Regions from separate parts of the Homo sapiens genome. Here region 2 is linked to region 1. A link is a contact called in ENCODE Hi-C data. All regions are on one chromosome and are shown on one strand. Each heading gives the region's core, a stretch centred on a gene start or an enhancer-like site at or near the end of the contact. The rest is flanking DNA. Distances are from core to core; before and after follow the strand shown.

Evidence for each region. Hi-C counts contacts between places; a loop is a spot of excess contacts on that map. Pooled maps may share reads with other maps.
Region 2: a pooled map shows a loop between it and region 1 (3-fold over the local background). The contact joins the promoter of LINC00987 here to the promoter of KLRG1 in region 1. A Hi-C loop is called at or near these places in 3 of 37 single-sample maps with no recorded cell type and 12 of 50 pooled maps.

Annotation. Positions count from the first base shown.
Region 1 is chr12:8,983,372-8,990,990 of GRCh38, forward strand. KLRG1 (killer cell lectin like receptor G1) reads left to right here and starts at 6,175. Exons shown (of 5, transcript NM_005810.4): 1 at 6,175-6,346. The coding sequence starts at 6,265.
Region 2 is chr12:9,235,145-9,242,763 of GRCh38, forward strand. LINC00987 (long intergenic non-protein coding RNA 987) reads left to right here and starts at 4,929. Exons shown (of 7, transcript NR_137434.2): 1 at 4,929-5,395; 2 at 5,974-6,315. MIR1244-3 (microRNA 1244-3) reads right to left here and starts at 4,407; the gene lies at 4,323-4,407. It also overlaps the pseudogene A2MP1 and the pseudogene PTMAP4. RefSeq lists an enhancer at 5,263-6,462.

The DNA of each region.
Region 1 (7,619 bases), core at 4,925-7,424:
TATTGGCAGTCTTACCATTTTACCTTTTTTTTTTTTTTTTTTTTTTGAGACAGAGTTTCGCTCTTGTTGCCCAGGCTGGAGTGTAATGGTGCAATCTCAGCTCACTGCAACCTCGGCCTCCTGGGTTCAAGCGATTCTCCTGCTTCAGCCTCCAGAGTACCTGAGATTACAGGCGCCTGCCACCACACCTAGCTAATTTTTGTATTTTTAGTAGAGACGGGGTTTCACCATGTTGGCCAGGCTGGTCTCGAACTGGTGAGCTCAGGTGATCCATGTGCCTTGGTCTCCTAAAGTGGTGGGATTACAGCCGTGAACCGCCGTGCCTGGCCCATTTTACCATTTTAAAGATGACATCTCATTGCTTTTCTCCTTTTTTGTTTCTGTTGAGAATTTAGCTATCATTCATGTGTTGTTTCCCATTATTAATGTGTTATTTATTTTCCTCTGGCTGTTTTCAGTATTTTCTTTTTATCTTTGGTTTTTATTAGTTTTAGATTATGTTCTTAGGAGTGATTTTCCTTCTGTTTATCTTGATGCGGATTCAGTGAGTTTCTTATACCTGTAGGTTGTATCCCAAATTTGGGGAATATTTGATCATTACTTTTTCAAATTCCTTTCCGATTTCATTATATGTCCCCTTTATTTTGGGGGACTACAGTTTCACTTTTGTTATACTATTTGGCATTGTTCATAGGTCACTGAGGTTCTGTTCATTTTTTTCTCCCATTTTTTCCCTCTATTCTTCATATTGGATTATTTTTAGCAATCTGTCTTCATGTTTACTGACCTTTTTATCTGCCCTCTTCTATTTGCTATTAATCTCATTCAGCTATTATTATTATTATTATTGAGATGGAGTCTCGCTCTGTCACCTAGGCTGGAGTGCCGTAGTGCAATCTCAGTTCACTGCAACCTCTGCCTCCTGGGTTCAAGTGATTCTCCTGCCTCAGCCTCCTGAGCAGCTGGGACTATAGGCATGTGCCGCCAGGCCAGGCTAATGTTTTATATTTTTAGTAGAGACAGGGTTTCACCATGTTGGCCAGGCTAATATTTTATGTTTTTAGTAGAGACAGGGTTTCACCATGTTGGCCAGGCTGGTCTTGAACTCCTGACCTCAAATTATCCACCTGCCCCCGCCTCCCAAAATGCTGGATTACAGCTGTGAGCCACCGTGCCTGGCCCTCATTCAGTTATTTTTAAAAATTATGAATGCTGTTCTGTTCTGGAATAGTCACTTGATTCTTTTTGGTAGTTTCTACTTCTCTGAGATTCTTCAAATTTTTATTCATTATGACTATATTTTCTTCTAAGTCTTTGAACGTATTTATGCAGATATTAAAGTCCTTGTTTGCTAGTTCCAGCATCTATGTTACATAAGTTTCTTTTCTACTTACTGACTTTTCTTTGATCCATGGCCCATATATTCTTATTTCTTTGGATTCTAATAATATTTTATTGTATGCTAGATATTAAATGTGATGCATTATGGCTAATCTGTGTTATGTATCCTCTTTTTTGAAGAAAAGTTTTATTGGGGAATAATTTCAGATTTACAGAAATGTTTTTAAGATAGCACAGAACATTTCTTTATACCTTTCACCCCATTTCCCCTAATGTTAGCATCTTAAAAAATCATGGCACATTTCTCAAATGTAAGAAATGAATATTGCTACATTGTTTGAATTTTACCAGTTTTCCACTAATGCTCTTTTTGCTGTTCCAAGATCCAATCCAGGATACCACATTACATCTAGTTGTTATATTTATTGTTTTCCTCTGGTCTATGACAGTTTCTCAGTGTTTTTTTTTTTTCGTGAACTTGATATATTTTAAGAGTATTGGTCAGATATTTAGTAGAGTACCACTCAATTTAGAATTATCTGATTTTTTTTTTGCATGTTTACATTGGATGTGTAGGGGAAAACTTTCTTCAGCTGTGTTTTTCTTCTGCTTTCACACCAGCACTACCACAATTATCAACACAGAAGAAGACTTGTGTGACCAAATGTGGTAGGGGTGTTCCCCACATACCAATTAGCAGACACCAACTGGGTATCCTCTAATTCAATTCCGACATTATCTACCTGGAGATAGTGTTAGATCTTACATTTCAGGGATTCAATATGCAAGATCACCCCCTACACCCACAGACACCAGTCACAAGTCTGGGCCTCTGGAACATCTGACCAATAAGCTTCAAGTTGGGATTTCCACAACTTCCCCTTTGAGTTCAGTTAATTTGCTGGAGCAGCTCACAGAACTCAGGGAAACCCTTATGTTTATCAGTTTATTATAAAGTATATTACAAAAGATACAGATGAAGAGAACTGTAGGGCAGGGTATGGGGAAAGGGGTGTGGAGCTTCCATGCCCTCTCTGGGAAGGCTGCTCTCCAGGAATCTCCACAGGTTCAGTCATCTGGAAGCATTCTGACACAGTTCTCTTGGGTTTTTATGGAAGCTTCAGGACATCAGCATTCTTGCTGCTGACCCCCTCCCCTTGTCACCCCAGTAAAGGGCAGGACCCTCTCTGGGGAAGGTTTTAAGACCCACAATCAGAAAGGCAGGGGAAAATTAGAGTCCTGCCTTGAGGCAGATGAAAGGAGGGCAGAAGAAGGCCAGAGGCCTTCCCCTTGGGGCCTGACACACTCAACATTATAAGAAAGGACTGTAACAGGGACCATAGGAGTTAGGAGCCAGAAACTGTGGATGAAAACCAATATATACATATGTATAATACCACCCTGGGGTTATGGATTTTGGGGAACAAACCTTACTGGTTAGGTGCTTTTATCATTGCATCATATTAGGGGGTACATGATATCAACAAGACTCATCACTGGTGGTTCACGCAGTGAACCCTGTTCATGTGGTTGAGGTGGTATTTGCCAAGATTCTTTAATGAATAGTTACTATTTCCTTTTATCCATAGTGTACTCTTTGGAAGTGAGTCTCTTATCCCTGACTACCCTCAAAGGGAGGAGAGTTAAATTCCACATCCTGAATGGGGAGTATCTACATATATTATTTGGTATTTTCTGTAAGCAAGATTTGTCACTTCTCACCTATTTATTTATTTAAATCAGTATGGATTTATATAGTTTTTCCCCTTGTGTTATAATTCAACACTGTCATTTATTTTGTTGTTCATATTGTTCCATTGGGAGCTTTTCCAGGTTGGTTTCTGTGTCCTGATATGCTCCCATCTTTTTTTTTTTAACTTGCTTATTTTTTAACATTAAAAGACTGGAAGATCCTCCAAGCTTATTTTGTACTTTCCCTGTCCTGGCCCTAGAATTAGCCATTTCTTCAAAGAGCCCCTGATTCCTATGTTGCCTTCTGATGTGGTTTGGATCTGCATCCCCACCCAAATCTGACGTTGAATTGTAATCTCCAGTGTTGGAGATGGGGCCTGGTGGGAGGTGATTGGATCACGCGGATGGTTTTTCATGAATGGTTTAGTACCATACCCCTAGAGCTGTTCTCCTGATAGAGTTCCTCACAAGACCTGGTTGTTTAAAAGTGTGTAACACCTCCCCGCGTCTCTCTTGCTCCTGCTCTGGCCATGTAAGACATTTCCCTTTGCCTTCCACCATGACTAAGTTTCCTGAGGCCTGCCCAGAAGCAGATGCCACTATGCTTCCTGTACATCTTGCAGAACTGTGAGCCAATTAAACCTCTTTTCTTTATCAATTATTTGGCCTCAGGTATTTCTTTATAGCAGTGCAAGAATGGACTAATACACCTTCCTTTTTTTAAAAAATGATCTTAATTATTTTAAAGCATACAATTCAGTAGTGTTAAGTATTATTATGGACTGAATGTTTGTCTCCCCCAGATTCACATATTGAAGCCCTAATCCTCAGTGTGACTGTATTTGGAGATGGAGTGTTTAAGGAAGTAATTAAGGTTAAATCAGGTTACAAGGGTGGGGCCCTGATCTGATAGGATTAATGTTCTTGTAAGAAGAGAGACCAGAGCCCTCTCTCTTTCTTCCCTTGTGCACACACTGAGGAAAAGCCACTTGAGGATATAGTGAGAAGTCTGCAACCCACAGGGGAAGCACTCTCCAAACACCAACTCTGCTGGCATCTTGATCTTAGACTTTCAGTCTGTGGAATGATGAAAATATAAATAAATTTCTGTTGTTTAAGTCACCTAGTCTATGGTATTTTGTTGTGATAGTCCAAGCAAGTGAATACAAGAATATTCACATTGTTGTGTACCGTATCTCCAGAACTTAATCACACTGCAAAACTGAAACCCTGTACCCATTAAGCAACTTCCTTTTCTTTTTCCCTCCAAACTTCTTTCAGTAACCATTCTTCTTTCTTTGTCTATGGGTTTGACTACTTTAGATTCCTCATATAAGTGGAATCACACAGTATTTGTCATTTTGTGATCAGTTCATTTCACTTAGTATAATGTTTTCAAGGTTCATCAGTGTTATAAAGTATGACAGGATTTCCTTTCTAAGACTAATATTCCATTGTATGTGTAGACCACATTTTGTTTGTTTTGCCTTCATATTAAGGGCGTGAAAATTTGTTCTCAGAGGCAGCTAAACTATTGATGACTCTTTTTGGCAATGTTAAGTTTTGCTCTGTTTTTGGTTGGTGCTACTAAGCAATGCATCACCTCTGTCCTTTCTGTTCAGCTCTTGGCCCTGCAGGAACTATCTCAGCTTGGACTTGCAGAGTTTTGTCCTATGTCTGCGCAGCCTAGAACTTGGCCACAGACATACAGTGAATTCCTACAGTCTTAAGGGTGCCTCTCTCTTGTGAATTATCCTGCCCTGCAAATTCCAGCCATTTAAGCAGCTCAAAACTCCAATATCTGCCTCCTCATTTTAGTAAGACTGCTGTTCTGTTTAGGATTCATTTTTGTGCTCTGTACTAGAAAGTGGTCCTAGATAGAAAGCTAGGGTGATCATTGCACTCACCTTTGTATTCTCTCAAGGATCACAATGCTGCCTGTGTGTTCCTGAAAATAGCTGCCTTGTGTGTCTTGCCATGTGTTGTATTTTGATTGGAGAGTAAGTCTAATGCCATTCTGTCATGGCTGGAAGCAGAAATATATTTGTTTTTATTAATATAAAACAAATTAATATAAAGCACTCCCTGTTTCTCTTCTTTTATCCTTATGCAGTCTATCTTGATGATCTTATCCACTCTTAAGAGTTTCAATACTCTTTCTGTTTCCTTACTTTAACTTTTGTTTTTTTTAGACGGAGTTTCACTCTTGTTGCCCAGGCTAGATAGAGTACAATGGTGCAGTCTCGGCTCGCTGCAACCTCCGCCTCCCGGTTTCAAGCCATTCTCCTGCCTCAGCCTCCTGAGCAGCTGAGATTACAGCCCCCACCACCACACCCAGCTAATTTTTTTGTATTTTTAGTAGAGACGGGGTTTCACCATGTTGGCCAGGCTGGTCTTGAATTCCTGACCTCAGGTGATCCACCCTCCTTGGCCTCCCAAAGTGCTGGGATTACAGGCGTGAGCCACCACACCTGGCCTACTCTAACTTTTTATTAACTTTTCACCTACTAAAAACAAATTACTAAGATGTTAGAATGTATTTGTTTACTTTGCTCTTCTTTTTAGTTATCTTTGCATGAAGTATAATAATAAAAAAAATAAGACAACAAAGAGAAAAAATATAATGGAATTTCTGATACTGTGAAGGGTAAAGACCATCACACAATTTGGACAAGGTTTTGGGGAAGATGTGGTCATGTCATATTCACAAAATATATCTGGGTAATAGTCTATTTCTCCCGTGATTCCAGGCATATGCACCCAACAGTCCATTTCGTTATTGCTTATCACTGCCCAAAAGTTCCAAGAAATGATGAAGTCAGTCTCATTTGGCATACATCTACTTTTTCAGAAGGAAACAAAGCAGAGAAAAAATTCCGAGAGAAATTCATAGCTAGTAACCACTCTCACTTTTATTTTAGTTTCCATAACTGAAATTGCTGGACTTGAGAGCAATTTTTCCTTGCTCAACAGAATTAGGTGAGATGGGGAATCAATTTAATATATATTTAGTGAGCATCTACAGTGTCATGGGGCAAAAAAATAGCAACTTACAATATTAATTTCTATAGGCAGCCCCCAAATTTGAATCATTTCCTGAAAAATTACTTCTGCTTTTGTGAAGTTTCCTGCTAGCAGTTTAGAGATTGGGCTGTTTCCTCACTGATACATATCCCTTCACACTTCTATAATTTAACTCTCTCAACTGCATGTGAAAGATCTTAGCTGAAGATGACTGACAGTGTTATTTATTCCATGTTAGAGTTGCCTACGGCAACCCAAGCCCAGAATGACTATGGACCACAGCAAAAATGTGAGTTAACCAAGGTAGCATGGAAGACGATGCATAGCAACAGTAGGCTATGGATGAATGGGGAGTAGAATAAGTTTAAAGCAGAGGGTGCAGAAGAATTGAGGATAATTTGAGGAAATACTTTTGGTTCAGTTTAAAGTCCAGAGTTGGAATATGAAAAGTTGGTGTATGGTACAGGATCTGATCTTAGGTCTCAGGTAAACTCTTTTCTAACTGTTCACTTCTTTGATCGCATCTTAGAAACCCAACTTAGGGCATTGCCGTTATTCCTTCTTGCTCTTAGCTAAAGCGGGAACTTTGTTGGGAGAATTTTATCTCTTTAGTTATATTCGGAGTAACCTTGGACCAGCTGTTTAAATTCTAGGTATGGCTGTTTTTCTGACTATGGAATGAGGAGGACACCAATAGTTTTGCTGGTGGATACGAGTAAGATTTTTGTCAGGAAAGAAACTGATTTACATATCTAGTTTTGTTTTTTTTTTTTAACTTCACAGTGTTGCACTAGAATGGTGACAGGGAAGAAAAAGTATCAAGAAACTACAGATAATAGTCTCTGTGACTGAGGATTTGAAGGCAAAAGAGCCATTTTTACATAGAGCCCTGAGAGAATATTATCTGAGACAGACAGGTAATAGTGTAAATGCCAAAATTAATCCTTGATTTTGTATCGTAGGCAGTGAACTCCCACAAGGTGTATTCTTTAGGGTAGTTCCCTAAGCTTTCTCTCTTTTTACTACATAGTTTTACTATTATAATTTTTAATGTCTTTTGAGAGTGTTGCCTTAATTTGCTAAATCATTCTAGTATACTTGGGATATTTAGACCTATTTCTATTACCATAAATTATATAGCATTGGATATCTTTATTTGTGTAACCTTTTCCTATTTTTGAATTGTATCTATGTTAATTTCTAAGGAATAGAAATATTACGTTAGAAGTAATGCATATCTCAAAGTATATGTTCAAGGTCACACACACAACTGGTGATAAATTGGAACCTAGTTGGAACTATTTAGAGGCTTTCAATATATACTTAAAGTAAATTTTAAAAATTTACTTTACTTCTTGAATTGGCTTGTGGTTACACAAATTCAATTATGGTTTGATACCTTTTTAAAATTTAGCATAACATAAAAATGAACATTTGTGTATTTCATTAAATGTTCTCCTGTGATGCAAATGTATTTTTAAAAGTTTTTCTAGAAATCTTAATGCTTTTGGATTCATCAGTCCAAATATTTATTATGCAGAATTCTCTATTTATGAAGGCAT
Region 2 (7,619 bases), core at 3,679-6,178, 250 kb after region 1:
TTTGTCCCTGTGAAAGCCAGGTGAGGGCATCCCTGATGTGTGAGCTCTCCACAAAGATGTACGATTGGGCTTGAGCAAAGGACTTGAGCACAAATGCAGTGAGCCCGTCGAGCAAAACAGAAACACACACATGAGGACCACCTCACTTTCATAGCTCACTTTGTGCACTGCCTCCAGACATTGCTCTTCACAATTCAGTGGAGGAGATTACTGGGAGGTATTGATGGGGAAATAGTATTTAAGAGCTGAATATACTCTAGTCCAACAAACACCTCAATATCTTTTATTATATCTCAACTTTATTGGTTTCTCTGAGTTGATGCTTTTTAATTTTTTTGTTGTGAAACATTTGTTGGAGCCTCCAAGCCTCCCCACCATGAAAACTGCATTTCCAGAATGACTTGTCCTGACTTTACTGCATCACGGTCTCCTTCTGTCCTCGCCCTCCCCTCCTTCTTTAATGCACAGTGTGGGAGCTTCTTCCCCTGTCATTTTATAGAATGACATTTTCTGCTTTATATTTCCATTTAGAAGATCCTTATTTCACCATTTTCAGCTGTGTTATCACAGCAGGTAAGCTTTCAGAGATGAAACGGTGAGATTACCCAACAGGAATGATACATACAGCATATGCGTTATTTAAAGACTAACAATTTTCCACAAAAAACTCCAGATATTAGAGAGTAGCTGTTTCTAGAATCCTGAAATGTCATGGATCTACAGAGAGCATAGGGAAAAAATAATCTTGTTTCCCTGACTGCTACCATCATTGTCCCCAAAGGTGCTGTAGGAACCATCTCTGTGCTTATAATTCAATTGCCTTTGGTACCCTGAAGAGGAAGTGTTCATAGATTTATTGAAATGGCAAAGACATTGGAGGATTATTGAGCTTTTTTCTCAGTGCTATTAGGAATCATAGGGTAACTAATATTTAGTTAAAATTTCCCGCAACCCCCAATCACAGGCTTGATGATACTATTGAATTTTCTACTTGTATATTGGGACATTTTATTGAAAATCACGACAATGACTATCGAATCTTAATGAAACAGATGTTGATTTTCGTTCACCAAAAAATATTTAAGAGATTATGGCTCTTCTTTTTGAGGTAATCTCTCACCACTGATGAGGTAGCTAGTGGCTTTGGCCTTGATCTTCTCTGTCAGCTGTCGTGTCTCATTTAGATAGTTTAGAACATAAATGTTAGGGACAAAAAGGACCATATTCTGCTCTCCACAACCATAGGGCATCTGAAGAAGGTTCTGAAGGTTTTGCACTACAGAGCCTAGTATATCACCTGTGGAATAAAAGTTGTAAAGAAATCAGATATGGTTTGTATTAGGCTAGGAAAATAGATTATTAGCTAACTGAGAGGCCAAATAACCTATAGAGAAAAGGACAAGAAGACTAAAAAAGGTGAAAAAACAAGAAATAGGGAGGAAAACAAAAGGTGAGAAAATAGACGGTTTAAGGATGGAGAAAGGGGGGAAGAAACTGAATGGTAGGTGATCTATCTTTTCTCATGGGCCACATGTCTGGTAAAACTCAACCACAACCATTTTCAAACTGACTAGGAAGCATTACCACCTAGTAAATTGCTTGAAGATGAGGGCACTGAGAGGTGACCCTTTCTTTTTAGAATATATCAAGGCATAATATGTAGCACAACATCTATTCAAGCCCCTTTCCAACTGTAACATAGTGTAACCCTTAGTGCTTTCTCTCAATCCATTGCCTGTTGTCAGAAACTTCATTAATCGTGGATGGTGAGGCCCATGCACTAGAATTATACAGCCAGACAGCTGCTTCCCTTGGGCTGAAAGAATCACCTAAAACTGAATATGTTGCCCTTGGAGATCCTTCAACCACATTTGAAGGAACATTCAGTGACACCTTTTCAGGTACTCCAGTATCTAATGAAAGAAGAAAAACACACATATAAAGGAGGGGAAAGTGAGAGAAATGTTCTATTTTTGTTATGAATCATGTTTCTCTACATCATCTAGATCCAACCTTTTATTTTCCTTCGTCATTATATAACTTTTTTTTTTTTTTTTTTTTTGTGATAGAGTCTCCCTCTGTCACCCAGGCTGAAGAACAGTGGCGTGATCTCACTGCAACCTCTGCTTCCCAGGTTCAAATGATTCTTGTGCCTCAGCCACCTAAGTATCTGGGATTACAGGCATGCACCACCACACCTGGCTAATTTCTGTATTTTTTATAGAGACAGAGTTGGCCAGGCTGGTCTTGAACTTCTGATCTCAAGCGATTTGCCTGCCTCCATCTCCCCAACTGCTGAGATTACAGGTGTGAGTCACCATGCCTGGCTCAGTTATTACATAATTTCTTTGATACAATCCAAGTTTCCCTTAAAGCCATGATTCATCTCTCAGTGAAATTCATATTCATCATATACATTTGTGCTAAATTTCTATGGCTTTTCCTATGGGCATATACTTATGGTATGCTTATTTCCTTCTCTTCATGGTTTATATTAATTCCTGCTACTGTTAGTGCTTTTCAAGAATTACATTCATTCCATTCATTTGTATTCAGTGTATACTATGTACCAGGTTCTAAGTGCAATGATACCGAAAGTTTCAAAACAAATTTCCTGGCCTCCTGGAGATTTCATTTTTAGGGGAAGACTACGATAAAAAAGCAAGAGTATATTTAGTATACTAGATGTTGATAAGTGCTATAGAGAAAATTAAAGCAGGGCAAGTGTTTCTATGGTGAGCTAGTAAAACAAGGCAGGTCAGGAAGTGGGGAGGGGGCTCCCTATGGAAAAGCTCATTGATAAAAAGTCCTGTGTGAGCAGAGACTTTAAGTAAGTCAAGGAGCCAGATTTATCCAAACCTGGGGGAAGATACTTCCAGGAAAAAGGAACAAAAAGTAAAAGGACTCCAGAGACTGAAGCATGCTGGGTGTATTCCAATAGGAAGAAAGAGGTCAGTGTGGCCGGAACGGGTTAAGCGAAGGAGAGATTAGGAAGACGTGAAGTCATGGGGTAGCAAGGGTTTCTAAGTGGCATTAAAAACTTACGCTTTAACTTAGGGGGGATATGGGAGATTCCTGAAAGGGTTAGAGAAGAGGAGGGACACGATCTGACACATGTTTTAAAGGATCCCTCTCGCTGAAGGGGAACAAGAAGAGATGATCAGGAGACCAGTTAGAAAGCTATTGAGAGCCTGCAAGAGAAAGGACTAGAATAGTAGAGATGGAGAGAAGTGGGTAGATTCTGGATGCAATTTGAAGGTGGAATCGACTAGATTTGTGCATGGATTGGGTAGGGAAGATAGGGGAAAGAATGTAGTAAAGAACTCCAAAGTGTTTCTCCCTAGCAAATAGAAGAATGGATTTTTCATCATCTGAGATGAAGGAAATTGAGGGAGGAGCAGGTTTGTGAGGACGAGCAGATACTCAGTCTTAAACTTGCTGATTTTGATATGCCTATGAGACCTACAAGCCTGTAAGTGGAGAGTGGGCAGTTGAATACATGAGTTTGAGTTCAGGAAAAAGGTGTGGATCAAAGTTGTACAGTTTTGGACACAAGTACATAGTTGTTATTAAAGCCATTGACTAGATGATTTTATCAAGGGATCCTCGTATAGAGAAGAGAGATCTGCAGACTGAGCATTATCGTCAAGATGATTATAGGTGGCACAGAGTTGGGTTTTTAATGATAATTTAAATAAACTTAAAAAAGTGTTAGCTTTTCCCCTTCTCTTTCAATATAGTGGTAATTTTTGTATTGCTATATTAATGATATTGGTAAAATACTGGTTTTCTATACAAGTTAGTAACCTGGAGTTCCTCTTAAAATAACTTGTTTAAGTAAAAACATGAGTGCATTTAAACTGTCAATTGAACAGTAAATCATACTAGTGTCACACAGATATTTCAATATTTTGAACATGGTTTAGGAAGACATTTGAGAAACACAGAGGTATCAGAAAGAATCCTGTCCTGAGGTCAACAGCCTTAGACCTTATTATTAGGCAAGAGCTTTTAAGCTTTTAAGCAAGTCTTTTATTTCTCTATGCCCATTTCTTTATTCTTAAAATACAATAATAATAATTTATCCTAAAAAGTACTTTCTATTTATTTCCCTAAGAGGCTCATTCCAAGTGATTTTCATCAGAACAATGTTTTTCTTTTTTTTTTCTTTTTTTTTTTGCTAGAACAACTCAGCAAAATAAAATTCCTGTTTATTGTTGGACAACATTGTTTCACACATACATCAAACAGGCCAAAAAATAAAAATAAACAGCAACTTCATAGACAAAAAAGGAAAAAAAAGAAACCTTTTATCTTTGGCCTTTTTAACCATCTCATACAAACCAACTACTTATAGTACAGCTAAGTACATACACAAAAAAGTTACTGGAATGCTCGGAATAAGATGGTTTTTCTGTTGTCATTTTTGCATTTTTTACAAGTTTTTTTTTTCTCCTTTGAGATTATAATGAACATGGCCACACCACAAGTAAAGTGAGAAGTAGGACAGAGAACGCTCCGAAGGCTGGTTTGGTCATCCGAGATCATTAAAAATGGCCGACCCTAACAATATGTACAAAAATATAAAATGTAAATAAAAAATACAAGTTTCCTTTTTAAACTACTTTTAAGAAAAAAAAAAAGCAGGGCCTTGGAAGTTTTGGTTCTTTTTCCCTCCCCTGTTGCAAATTCTCATGGTTTGGGTTGGGTGGTGGAGAGCGCGTGTCATCTGCGGGTGGCACTGCCCACGGTGGGCGGGCGGGCCCCTCTACTCGAAGGTGACCACGTTTAGATTCTGAGACGGGAAGTGGAGGGTGAATAGGTCACGGCGGCCTTTTTTTTTTAGTTTAACTTTTCCTTTTTTGCCGTCTGGTCATCCTCGTCGGTCTTCTGCTTCTGGGTATCGACATCGTTATCCTCATCATCTTCAGCTGCCCGCTTGCCCGTAGCTGACTCAGCTCCCTCATCTTCATCTCCATCCTCTTCCTCACCATCACCTTCTTCCTCCCCACCTTCTTCCTCTTCTTCATCTACCTCGTTGTCAGCCTCCGGCTCCCCATTTTCCTCATTAGCATTCCCGTGAGCAGGGGCGTCTCTTCCATTTTCCGCCTCTTCCACAACTTCCTTCTTCTCCTTTAAGTCCTCGGTGGTGATTTCGGAGCTGGTGTCTACGGCTGCGTCTGACATGGTGGGGCACGCCGGTGACGCGATGCAGGGGATAAAAAAGAAAGCGACAGTTCAGGGACTCTGGCGATAAAGCTGCCGGAGTCCGCGGCGGCGGAGGCGGCTGCGGCGAGCAAGGAGGCTGACGACGCACAATGCAAAGACGGCTTTTCAGAGCAGCCAGTGGGGCAGGACAATGTTTTTCATCAAATGTCCTTAGATTTGGAGGAGGGTAAGAGTTGTTTTTTTTTTCTCTCTCTCTCTCAGAGAAAAGCATGCCCCCAAAAGACATTCCACAACTGCATACTCTGGCAAGTCACTTAACATGAAATTTTTCTCTATATATTACACTTACCTGATGCACAGGGCAGCGTGTTGAAAGTTTCCTCCTTTGCTATTCCTTCAGGCTTTATATTGACAAAAAAAAAAAAAAAAAGTAAAGCGATACTGAATGTATAAAAGAAAAATTAAACACTTGAAAGCAAAGGAGAAAATGGTGGTGAAAAATTGGATTGTAGATCTATCCACATTCTTGGGAATTAAATGTCACTGTGAGATGCATGTTAGATAATACTGTATGAAATAATAAGGGCTCTGAGACTCACAGAGAGTAGACTTACGTACCTCAACTAGTAAGGCCTTGACTACAGTGTCCTTCTGCGCAAGTGGTGGGACGTCAGTCAACTCATTGTCACACACTTCCTGAGAATGCATGGCTTCCGCAGTGGCTGTGAAATTCACCTTTCCTGGGGAATAAAGTTCTTAAGAGTTAAACGGTGATTCTATATTGAACAGTTTCTTCTTTTCCAGTTTCCCCAGTGTATCCAGTGGTTGTCTTCCTCTTGATTAATATTAAAGGAGGAGAAAAAGTGTGTATTGGGGTCAGTGCAGAAAACAAATCATCCAAGCACACGAAGTGGAATTTGCTAATAGCATTACTACTCACCCAGTGACTTCGGAGTCACAACCCAGGACACGGTTTTCCGCCCATTTCTACAGACACAGTGAGATTCTTCATTCTTCTCTGTTGGAACAGCCAGGAAAGCGGAAGAGACCTCCAGCTGCACAACGACCTGTCCCCCACACCCAACCACAAGTTTATGAAGGGATGCAGAACAGCATGAATACTGCAAAAGATGCTCTGTGCATCAGGTAAATGGACTGAGGGACAATGTCCATGAGTCCAGAGGCGCTGAGAAGCTGTGCAAATATGGTCAGCTCTATCAGACACTTTGTAGTTTAGGTGTTTGAAACAAGAAAATTGAAAAACTGACAGGAATTAGGATAAGTGTTTAGGATTTAGCCTTGTGCCAACAGAAGAAAGAGGTGTTTAGTGAAAAACATGAAACAATCAGGTGGACATAATGTCTGAATTTAGGAATACACAGATATAGGAGCCTGAATGAATATAACCTTACCACCTTGGGCCTGTCAGGTACCTTTTCTCTTAGTACCAGGTCTGCTCCAAAATTAGGATATATCATATGCAGTTCTGATTTCCTGGGTTACCTAGGAGACCTGGTAATGAATGGTGACTATCTTCTATTCTCATTCACTTCCAGAGAAGTGTCCTTACCCGAATGCAGGTGGACAAGCAGTTAAACACAGTGGCTTTGAGTGTGAAGGCTTCTCCTCGCACCACAGAATAAGGAAGGGTGAGTTCTAGGAAGAAAGGCTGGAAGGCTTGAAGAGACACGATAGGAGAGAGGCCAAACCCTGTGGTTCCAGACAAGCAGAATGCGCTGGCCTTCCACTCTGTGATGGTTTCAGGGACCTGGTCACCAGCTCACTTATACCTAATGAGCTAGTGAAGGAGCAGAGAAGAGGAGTATAAGCAAATCTTTTTTTTTTTTTTTTAACACAAAGCATGGCTGATCCTAGAACATGATAACTCAGTAACCTAGTGTGGTAAATGCTAAACTTGATCTAAGGGTTGGTGCTCCTGGTGAGGTTTAAAGTTTTTTTTCTCCCTACCTCCCTTACTCCCTCCTTCCCTCCCTCCCTTTATTTCTTCCTCTTTTCTTTCATTCTTTCCTTCCTTTTGTTCTTTCTTTCAATCTCCCTCCCCTCCCCTTCCCTTTCCTTTATTTAAGAGGGCTGGTAGCATCCTACTTTCTATTATCTTAGTTATCAATAGACTAAATTAGAAAAAAAATTAGCATTGTTTAATTATGAGATAAATGAACTATAAACCTAAATATTTACCAGAAAAGAGCAGAGCAGAACTAAAAGGATCAGGAATCCAGGATAACATCAGTCATACAGCAGGATTCAAACCCTCTCCTAAACTAAATTCCAGGCAACACACAACTTACTCAACTACCACCAAATCCCAGATCCAGGTCTCAGGGAAGTACTTCCGGACTATCTCTTTCACTTGCAATATCTGAGGTTCTTCTTCGATCATTGGGTACATTATTTCTACGGCTCCTGGGGGTACACCTCGCAGACCTGGT